2 separate regions of the Homo sapiens genome follow, and region 1 is linked to region 2. Evidence: read pairs that join two places in POLR2A ChIA-PET (ENCODE). Cell type or tissue: OCI-LY7. All regions are shown on one strand. Each heading gives the region's core, and the rest is flanking DNA. Links, peaks and the distances in the headings are about the cores only. Region 1 overlaps MSI2 (musashi RNA binding protein 2). Region 2 has its middle 21 kb from the start of CCDC182.

What was found. Peaks named below come from ENCODE experiments on the same cell type or tissue, not always from the same donor. Only the 100,000 strongest peaks of a DNase experiment are listed, where the experiment ranks them.
Region 1: POLR2A ChIA-PET joins it to region 2 with 7 read pairs; 1 of 35 experiments calls an interaction of 5 or more read pairs at or near these places.

Annotation. Positions count from the first base shown.
Region 1 is chr17:57,536,683-57,541,068 of GRCh38, reverse strand. The region is part of intron 7 of MSI2 (musashi RNA binding protein 2); the gene reads right to left. Among named protein-coding and RNA genes, the nearest start is that of MSI2-AS1, 70 kb to the left of the region's middle. In OCI-LY7, for the core only: no CTCF peak of the experiment used is centred there; no DNase peak of the experiment used is centred there; H3K27ac peaks cover 485 bases.
Region 2 is chr17:57,722,094-57,726,479 of GRCh38, reverse strand. No RefSeq gene overlaps it. Among named protein-coding and RNA genes, the nearest start is that of CCDC182, 21 kb to the left of the region's middle. In OCI-LY7, for the core only: no CTCF peak of the experiment used is centred there; a DNase peak (open chromatin) is centred at 2,369.

The DNA of each region.
Region 1 (4,386 bases), core at 137-4,136, 190 kb after region 2:
CTTCGGGGGCTGTGTTCTCAGTTGCATGAAAGGTCTTTTCTCTAACTTCTCTTGCACATCATTTTGCTTAGGGGGGTTGTGACTAGCAAGGCACAGAGCGAGAAGGATAAGTCTGACCACCAGGACTGCAGGCCAGTAGTGAGCAAGGGGACATACTGGGCAGGAAACTCTGCTTTGCCCTATTATTTTCCTAGGGCTGCCATAACAAGCTACCACAAATGGGAGGGGGGAGCTTAAAACAACAGAAACTTATTCTGTCTCAGTTTTGAAAGCTAGAAATCTGAAATCCAGGTGTTGGCAAGGCCATGCCCTCTTGAAGGCTCAGGGGAAAATCTGTTTCAGGCTCTTCTCTTAGCTTCTGGTGTGGTCAGCAATCCTTGGCTTGCAGCCGCACTGCCCCTGTCCCTGCCTCTGAGGTCATGTGGCCATCTCCCTGTGTCTCTCTCTTCACATGTTCCTTCTTATAAGGACTATGGTGAGATCAGTTCACTCCACTAAGACCTCCTCTTAACCCGATTACACCTCCAAAGACCCTCTTTCTAAATAAGGTCACATTCTGAGGTATTTCAACTTATCTTTTTGGGGTTAGGACTTCTTTTGGGGGTATCTTTTAGGGGTCAGGACTTCAACTTATGCTTTTGGAGGACAAAATTCAGCCCACAACACCCTTCAAGGTGGAAAACTTGACAGCATCTGCCAGCAGCCATCTAGGGTGTTAACATTCTCTCCAATCAGCAAGCCTGAGCCTCCATTCCCGAAGTAATGACAGTCACAGTATTCTTAGTAGTAAAATAACAATAATTAATATGATAATGACAAAGTTAACATTTACAGATAGCCTTCCAAGCATCAGATGTTTCACACAGATAAACTATCTCACTTAAACTTCCCAAGTCCATGAGTTAATAACATTAACACCATTTAATAGATGAGAAAACTGAGGTTCAGAGAGATTTAGTAACTTGTCCAGGGTCACACAGCAATTGATTAGTGGTTGCTCTGGAAAGTGAGTCCTGCAGTGGGAATCTGGACCTAAGCTCTTATCCCTTTGCCACATGGCCCAGACACTTCACAAGCATCATTAACCGGGTGTTGCCTTGACTCCTAAGCCATAAACAATGGGAATGCAGAGGAAGATTCTGCATTTGCCACGCTGTGTAAGGTCCCCACGTGTTTACTAGTCATAACTTGGGGTAGAAAAATGCTTTTAACTTTTTTTAAACTTGAATTACGAAGCACTTTGAGCTCCTGGGATGGAGGACCTCCCTGTTCTGGCCCTCCTCCCCTCTGGTCTTGGATGAACTGGCGCAAACCAGGCTTCTTTTCAGACCAGGGCCAGTCTGGCTATTCTAATAATAGCACGTTGTCTGGGAAGAGCAGAAACTACTAAGAAAATCCTCATCTATCCATCAGATCATCTGTTTATGGAAACAAAAAGCAACCTCTGTCTCCAGGTTCAAGCAATTTTCCTGCCTCAGCCTCCTGAGTAGCTGGGATTACAGGCACGTGCCACCGTTCCTGGCTAATTTTTGTATTTTCAGTAGAGATGGGGTTTCACCCTGTTGGCTAGGCTGGTCTTGAACTCCTGACCTCAAGTGATCTGCCCACCTTGGCCTCCGAAAGTGCTGGGATTACAGCCGTGAGCCACTGTGCCCGGCTGGTAAATTTTCTTTCTTTCAAAAAGTCTCTTTCACGTTGTTCTATCACTGCATTGACAATTCAAATTGGAATAAATTTTAAAAGCTCACACTAAAGAAGTAAATGAATAGGTAATAAGTGCATAAGGTACAAAAATTCAAAAAGTATTGCAGCGAGCCAAGATTGCGCCACTGCACTCCAGCCTGGGCAACAGAGCCAGACTCCGTCTCAAAAAAAAAAAAAAAATTCAAAAAGTAAATGAGTATATAATAAAAAGATTCCCTCCGTCTCTGTATCTCAGGTTGCTTAATTCTCTTCCCCATAAAAAAGGAGCAAACACTTTTTTATGTATGTATGTTTTTAATGTATGTACATCTGCATATGATATGCACGTGTGCATAAAACATATTTGAGTGTTTAGTATGGGCAGAGACTGTTCCAAACCCTTTATACTCATTAAATGACGTAAGCTTCAGGCTAACCCAATGTCCTATTTTACAGATAAGGAATCTGAGTTGCAGAGAAGATAAGTAAGTTGCCCAAGGTCACACAGCTATTAAGTCCCAGAGCTTAGATTTGTCTCACTTCAGAGCATGTGATCTTAACCAATATGCAGTTCTAACTCCTTGTTACCGATTTTGCAGGCATCCTTTCAAAGATATTCCATGCACATGCAAGCATATGTGTGTGTGCAAAGCAGAGGAAAAAACAACCACGAAAGGGTTTTATTTTTCAAGACTAGGGTCCCCAAAACTCAAACACAGATTTTAGTTTGTTTGCCTAAAGAAGTTAAGCAGGTGGTTTCACTTAAGGAGGAAGGGGGAAGAAACCAGGCTGCCCCGCACTCTCCACTTGCGGGGAGTGGGGAGTGGGCACCTCGCAAGCGGAATCATTTAACTCTTACAGAGCGGGTGTGTTACCTTCACAAGGGAGTAAAACATCTTGTAACTTGCCTGAGATCACGCCCAAGGGAAAGCTGGGATCTGAAACCGAGTATGACCAACTCTAAAACTCAAGCTCTTTGCAGCATACCATGCTGATATACAGATACAGATGGGATAGCGTACACCCTCTGATCCACAAACTGAAAACAGAGGCTGAAGTCCAGAGGTGCATAATAACCGGGACCCCTCTAGGAACCTTAAGTCCCAACGGGGAGGCAGCCACCCAGGGCTTGCGGCGACCCCTGGCCCAGCCCTCTCCGGCCACTGGCAGTGCCGTGATGCTAAGAAAGGGGGTGCTTTTAATCAAGCTGCCATGCTAAAAGCTCCTTTCTCTTCAGATCTCCACACTCTGCCCTCACCGAGATCTTAAACCATGTTGTGAGAGTCAGAGCCTGGGCCTCTATGGGAACAGGACCAAACAAAAGATTCATTGTCCCTCTCTACAAAAAAACCACTTCTGGGTCAGTGAAGTTGCTGACCCTGAGCCCACTCCCTTTCTGCTTCCGTGGGCCACAGCAGGGGGAGGCAGGAAGACCTATTAGGTCACCACCCTTTTGGTGCCAGGGCTTTTATTCCAAAGGAAAGAAGTTTAAGATTTGTATTTTGGCTAAAAAAGTGCAGCTCATCCTGGGTACCAAACTCCCCCTGGCTTTGCAAGCTCCCTCTTGCCCCGGGCACCCTGTCCCCCAGCCCTGTTGCTAGGAAGTTGAGGGCTTTGTATTACTCCGTGTCTCCAAAGAAGAGCAGGTGAACAGAAACCAAGCTACTGTGTTGATTAATATCTCAAGAGACAGCGCCGGAATGGGCGCTTCCGGAATTGAGTTAACTCGGGGGAAAAAAATGAAAGCACACTCCTTGCTTTCCTGTCAGAAATAAAATTAAGGTCTTGGATCGATGTTGCCAGATTCTACAGGAATCCTTAATGGCCTCCTCTACATGTTTTCAAATTCACATTCCCCTTCAACCCTACCCTTTTAATTGGTTATTTGCGAGGTCATGTTTGCACCAATTTCTCAGGAAGGCTAATGGTGTTTATTTAACGAGAAAATAAAATGTGCAGACAGCTCCGGGGCTGGTCTCTGAAAGATGGCAAAGGGTGGGCTGACTCTTTATCCCACCCCCTCCTTTGCCCTCCATCGCTGCAAGGTTACAGGGCCTGGGGATACAGCCCTGCAAGGCAGTGAAGAGGCGGGTGTGCCCCTCACGGTGGGCACGCAGCATGCCCACCCCCTCACACAGTCCCAGCTTTAGAATGAGCCCACTGGAGGCACAGAACCTTGGGTTCTGAGAATCTGGCAGAGGGGCAATGGCTGTCCTCTTATTGCCACTGTTGGACTAGGCGATTCTTCCTTGTTCTAACTCAAGTGTGCCCAACATTGAGGCTACACAGAACTCTTTTCCAATGGAAACTCTTCAAGTACCCAAAGGCTGCAATGAATGACCACATCACAGCTCTCCACTCCCCTCAAGACCTCTTGGACTCAATCATATTGAGTTTCTACCCCATTCTCACCATTCTCTCCCAGATTCCTGTTGGTCAATGTCTTTCTTAAACAGTTGCCCACCGCCCCACCCTCTGCCACCCAACAATGGTCCACTCTGGAAAGAGAACTGGATTTTCACCTAACCCCATCTAGGACCCTGAACTTACCTAAGAGAACCCAGCTGGCATGTTACATCACACTACGGACTAAACTGAAAGCTCTGGGAGGCCAGGAACCCTGGCTGTTGGTGGTGGTCTATGACAGACTGTCCGCTTTCTTGTCAAGTGGTTTCTAATCCTGGTGCAGAATTAGGATCAATA
Region 2 (4,386 bases), core at 275-4,274:
ATGGGACCAGGGGTGGGTCTGTGTGCTTGGCTGATCAGAGGGCATTTGCAGGGAGAGGGACAAAACCGTTAAGAGTGAGCGGCAGCACGTGATCAGCATAGGGACATGTGGGCTTTGGAGTCGTGCAAACCTTCACCCTCACAGCTGCATGGCCTAACTTCTCTGGTCCCCAGTTTTTCTTGTCTGTAAAGTGACGTCTGTAACACCTTTCCTTCTGGGAGGTGAGGAATAGCAAGACGAAGAACGCAGACCTTGAGTCAATGCCAGCACAAAGAGGGCACTGAATGAATGAACCGAGTCCACTGGACTCAATACATCACACAAGGCCTTTCCACAGACACATGCCACGAAGGCGCTCAGAAGCCGCCACTCCATCCTAACCACAAGTACAAAACTGGACAAACTGAAAAGCAAGTCTTCTTAGATCCACCACAGAATTGAGGTCACCGGGCAAACCACTGCACCCCAAATTGTAAAGACAGGTGGATACAGAGAATCACAACTTACTGGAGCAGAAACTTCTGTGGCAACCAGTTCTGGGGTAAAAACATGCCCTGTAATTGACAAATTCCTGGAGGCTCTGCATGGGCAAACCTGAGAGAGAAGAGCCTCAGGGGGGACCCAGTCACCAGGTCCCCATGGCCCACCTGGTCATCACAGTGAATCGCACAGAAAAATCTAGTGGTGGGGAGGGGAAAATAAAACATTTTGAAATACTCAGAGCATTCTATTCTTACCAAGTCCTGCCCTCAGGAGCCTAACTTGCTGGAGGTTTTTTGTTCTTGTTGTTGTCGCTGAGATGGAGTTTCGCTCTTGTTTCCCAGGCTGGAGTGCAATGGCGTGATCTCAGCTCACTGCAACCTCTGCCTCCTCGGTTCAAGCGATTCTTCTGCCTCAGCCTCCCAAGTAGCTGGGATTACAGGCATGCACCACCACGCATGGCTAATTTTGTATTTTTAGTAGAGATGGGGTTTCTCCATGTTGGTCAGGCTGGTCTTGAACTCCCAACTTCTGGTGATCTGCCCGCCTTGGCCTCCCAAAGTGCTGGGATTACAGGCGTGAGCCACTGTGCCTGGCGTTTTTTTTTTGTTTTGTTTTTTTGACGGTCTCACTCTGTTGCCCATGCTGGAGTGCAGTGGTGTGATCGCAGCTTGCCCTTCCCCATTGGCACTGTACTTGATTTTTCTTGCCCTGGAGTGTCTTAAGGCTGAAATTCCTCTCTTTTCCCAAACCAGGTGGAAACCTTGGCGACTTAGGTAATCCAAAGCAGCTTATTCCTAGGTGGCCCAGGGAGACTGCCAGCAGAGAGGCTAGTGGTCTCTGGGCCCTGCTGCTGGGAAGGGGTCTGTGTGGCATGCCTCGTGCTCCTCTGGGTCACACTGGCCCCAAGTTTCTGATGTCCTGTTTTAAGCCTAACCCCAGTCCATTCTAAATGTCCCACTTAAGACCCAGGGACTGAGAGATGTGAAGCTGCCCAGTGAGAGCACAGATCTCATGGCTGAGCTGCCGGGAGCCAGGCCTGAGCCACAGCTCCCCTCCCTGCCAACAGCACCGCAACAGGCCAACCTTGAGGACCAGATGCAAGGACACCACCCCTCTACCCCTGACACTCACAGCCGAGCTCAAGGACAGTCTGTCTCTGTCATGTGGGGGATGCCCTTTGTTGAATGCTTCCAGAAACAATCTGTGCCCCTTGGCAGAAGGGAATGGCTAGAACTCCAGGTTTGCCACCTACTTATCCGGGTCCAAGTATAAGGACAAGTATGGGCTTAGGAGCACAGGCTCCGGTGTTGGGCAACCTGGGTTCAAGACCTGGTTCTAGCCGTGTGACCTTGAACAAGCTCTCTAGTCTTGGATTTTCTTCATGAAAAGTGAGGATACTAATTACAAACCAATTCATGAGGGCTGCCGAGAGGATTAAGTGAGGTGGTTTACACAGAGCCTTAGCTCCTGGCAGACAGAGAGGATCACAAACTGTTCCTATTATCATGGCTGCGGCCTACCCTTCTGGGATGCTGAAGTGTCAGAAAAGAACCTACAATGCTATGCTCACAGCAATGCAATGCTCACAGCTCTCCCTGCTCCACCAACTGTCTGCTGGGTGACCTTGCGTCAGTCACTTTGCCTGGCTGGGATCGGGTGAGGAATGGCCTCTGGCAGCAGCTGTCCCACCCCAGCAAGGAGTGACTCATTGGTGGGGCCTGGACCGGGAGGCAGGGGCTGGGTCGGGGAGCAGGCTGAGCGCTCAGGAGGCACTGCTCTGCCACAATTCAGGATATTACTGTTTGTGAGTTTGAAATTTCCTGACAGACAGAATGAGCCATCTGAAGCGAGAGTTTCATTTCCTTTGCCGTCCTGCTCAGCCATCTCCCGGGGATGGTGCATGAGTGACAAGCTATAATTAAAGCCTCAGCGTAAGTCCTAGTCAGAGAAGGACGGTCTTGTAGTCAAGTGCACTGCTGAGGACAGACCTTTCCATCTGCGAGTCTTTAGGGACCCTCTCCCCGGTTGCTCTGTCTGTCTGTTGGAGCAGGCCGCCTCTCTGTCCTTGTGACCTTTACTAGCCTGGTGGGGGTTCCCTGCACTCTCAGGCTTCAGCCTGTCTGCCCTTTCCCTGAGAAACCCTGTGGATCCATTCTGGGGCTCTGCAGAGATCTTTGCGCTGAGGTTCCAGGAAGCCAACTGCCTGTGGAAGAGGTGCTGGGGCAGAGGGCACCCGGGGAACTCAGGCCTTCTGCGGTGGGGATGGTGAGGCCGGGATCTGGTGACAGGATTGCTCTCTCTGGTTCCAGTCTGCCTGCAGCTCTGCGGCACGCCTGTGGCGAGGCAGGAGCCACTAGACCGAGGACTCCTGCCTCCACTGTGACCTCTCTGGCTATTCCTTGGCAAGGAAGCAATATTCCTGGTTTACACCGAGGGCAATGAGGCATAGTGAGGGGAGGTGCGAAGGTGTCCCTGACCACCCTGCCTTCTGCTAACCACAAGCACATGCCTTTCCTGCACACTGGTTTCTTTGCTGCACATACCAATGTGGCTCTGCTTTCCTGACATCTGTGGGCTCCTTGTGAAACTATAGGTTTCCAAAGGCAGAAACTGTCCTTTCCATGTCTTTAGAGTCCCTTCCTGAACAGGCATGTTGGTGGGGCATGAGCCCTGGACATGGGCTTGAGTCTGTGCTGGGAGGTCTCCAGTGGCCTCGGTTTCCTCACCTCTGAAGTGGAAATAATATTCAAACCTGTTCTATTTCCTTCCCTGTGCTGCTGAAAGCTCTTTGTAACCGAGAAAGGCCCATAGCAATGGCTGAATCCTTACATTTCTTTGTGTGTTGCAAGGTGCCATTGGAGAACGGTTGGGTCTATGTTATTCTCTGGATCTGGATCTGAACTGAATCTAGTACCACATGCCAATACATGCTGAATAAACGCTTCTTGATATTGCTGATGATGGTCTTTCATTCATTCTGACTGGATATTAAGCTGCTTCCTGGAATACAATTCACCCAGGGCTAATTTCTTGGGGTCCTTTTGGTCTGGTCTCCAGCTGAGCCCTGACATCACAGACTCCTTCATTGTTGGTCTTCTGGAGATATTTTAAGATGACTGTGTCAGCTGGGGTCAGCTTCCACTCGGCTATCACTCGTGCTGTCAGGAGTAGAGGTTTCAGCTGTCCGGCGGGAGCCCATCAGTCACTCCCGACAGCCCTTTATCAGACAAAGGAGCCCTCACCATGGCGTTTCAGAGAGGGAGAGACTGTATTATTGTTCACGCTCAACAAATAATTTTCAACAGGAGTTTTAAGCCTGTAAATAAAATCCCTTGCATCTTTTAAGCATTTAGATCCCTAAGATGGCAGACATCCTTCTTCTCAGGTTTGAGGTTTCCCACCTTTTTTCTGGCATAACTCTCTCCTTTCCCAAAGATATTTTCATTCATTCATTCATTCATTCATTCATTCATTCATTCAACAAACACTTGTTGGGCCACTTTGATATGCCTGGCCTCTGCCAGGTGCTGGGGACGCAGCACCCTGGGAAACCCATGCTCTTATAGAAGTGAAAGGCTTATGGACAAATAATTCCAATGTCACATGAGAAGCACTTGAGCTAAAGTGGGTACAAAGTGTGGGGGAAGCCCAGAAGGAGTGACCAACTCTCTCCCAGGGAAAGCTGGGGGCAAAGGCTTCACAAGGAGGAGACTCCGCTGGGCTCTAAGGCCTTCAGCAGGTGGACAAGGTGGAATGAAGGCATTCCAGGATGAGACACCAGCAAGTGCAAAGTCACAGAAGTGGGAAAGAACATTCAGGAATTTTGAGTGGTTTAGTGGGTGGGGAGTGGGAGAATTTGAGGCTGGCAGGGTAGGCGTGGGCTAGATCACAAAGCACTGAGAA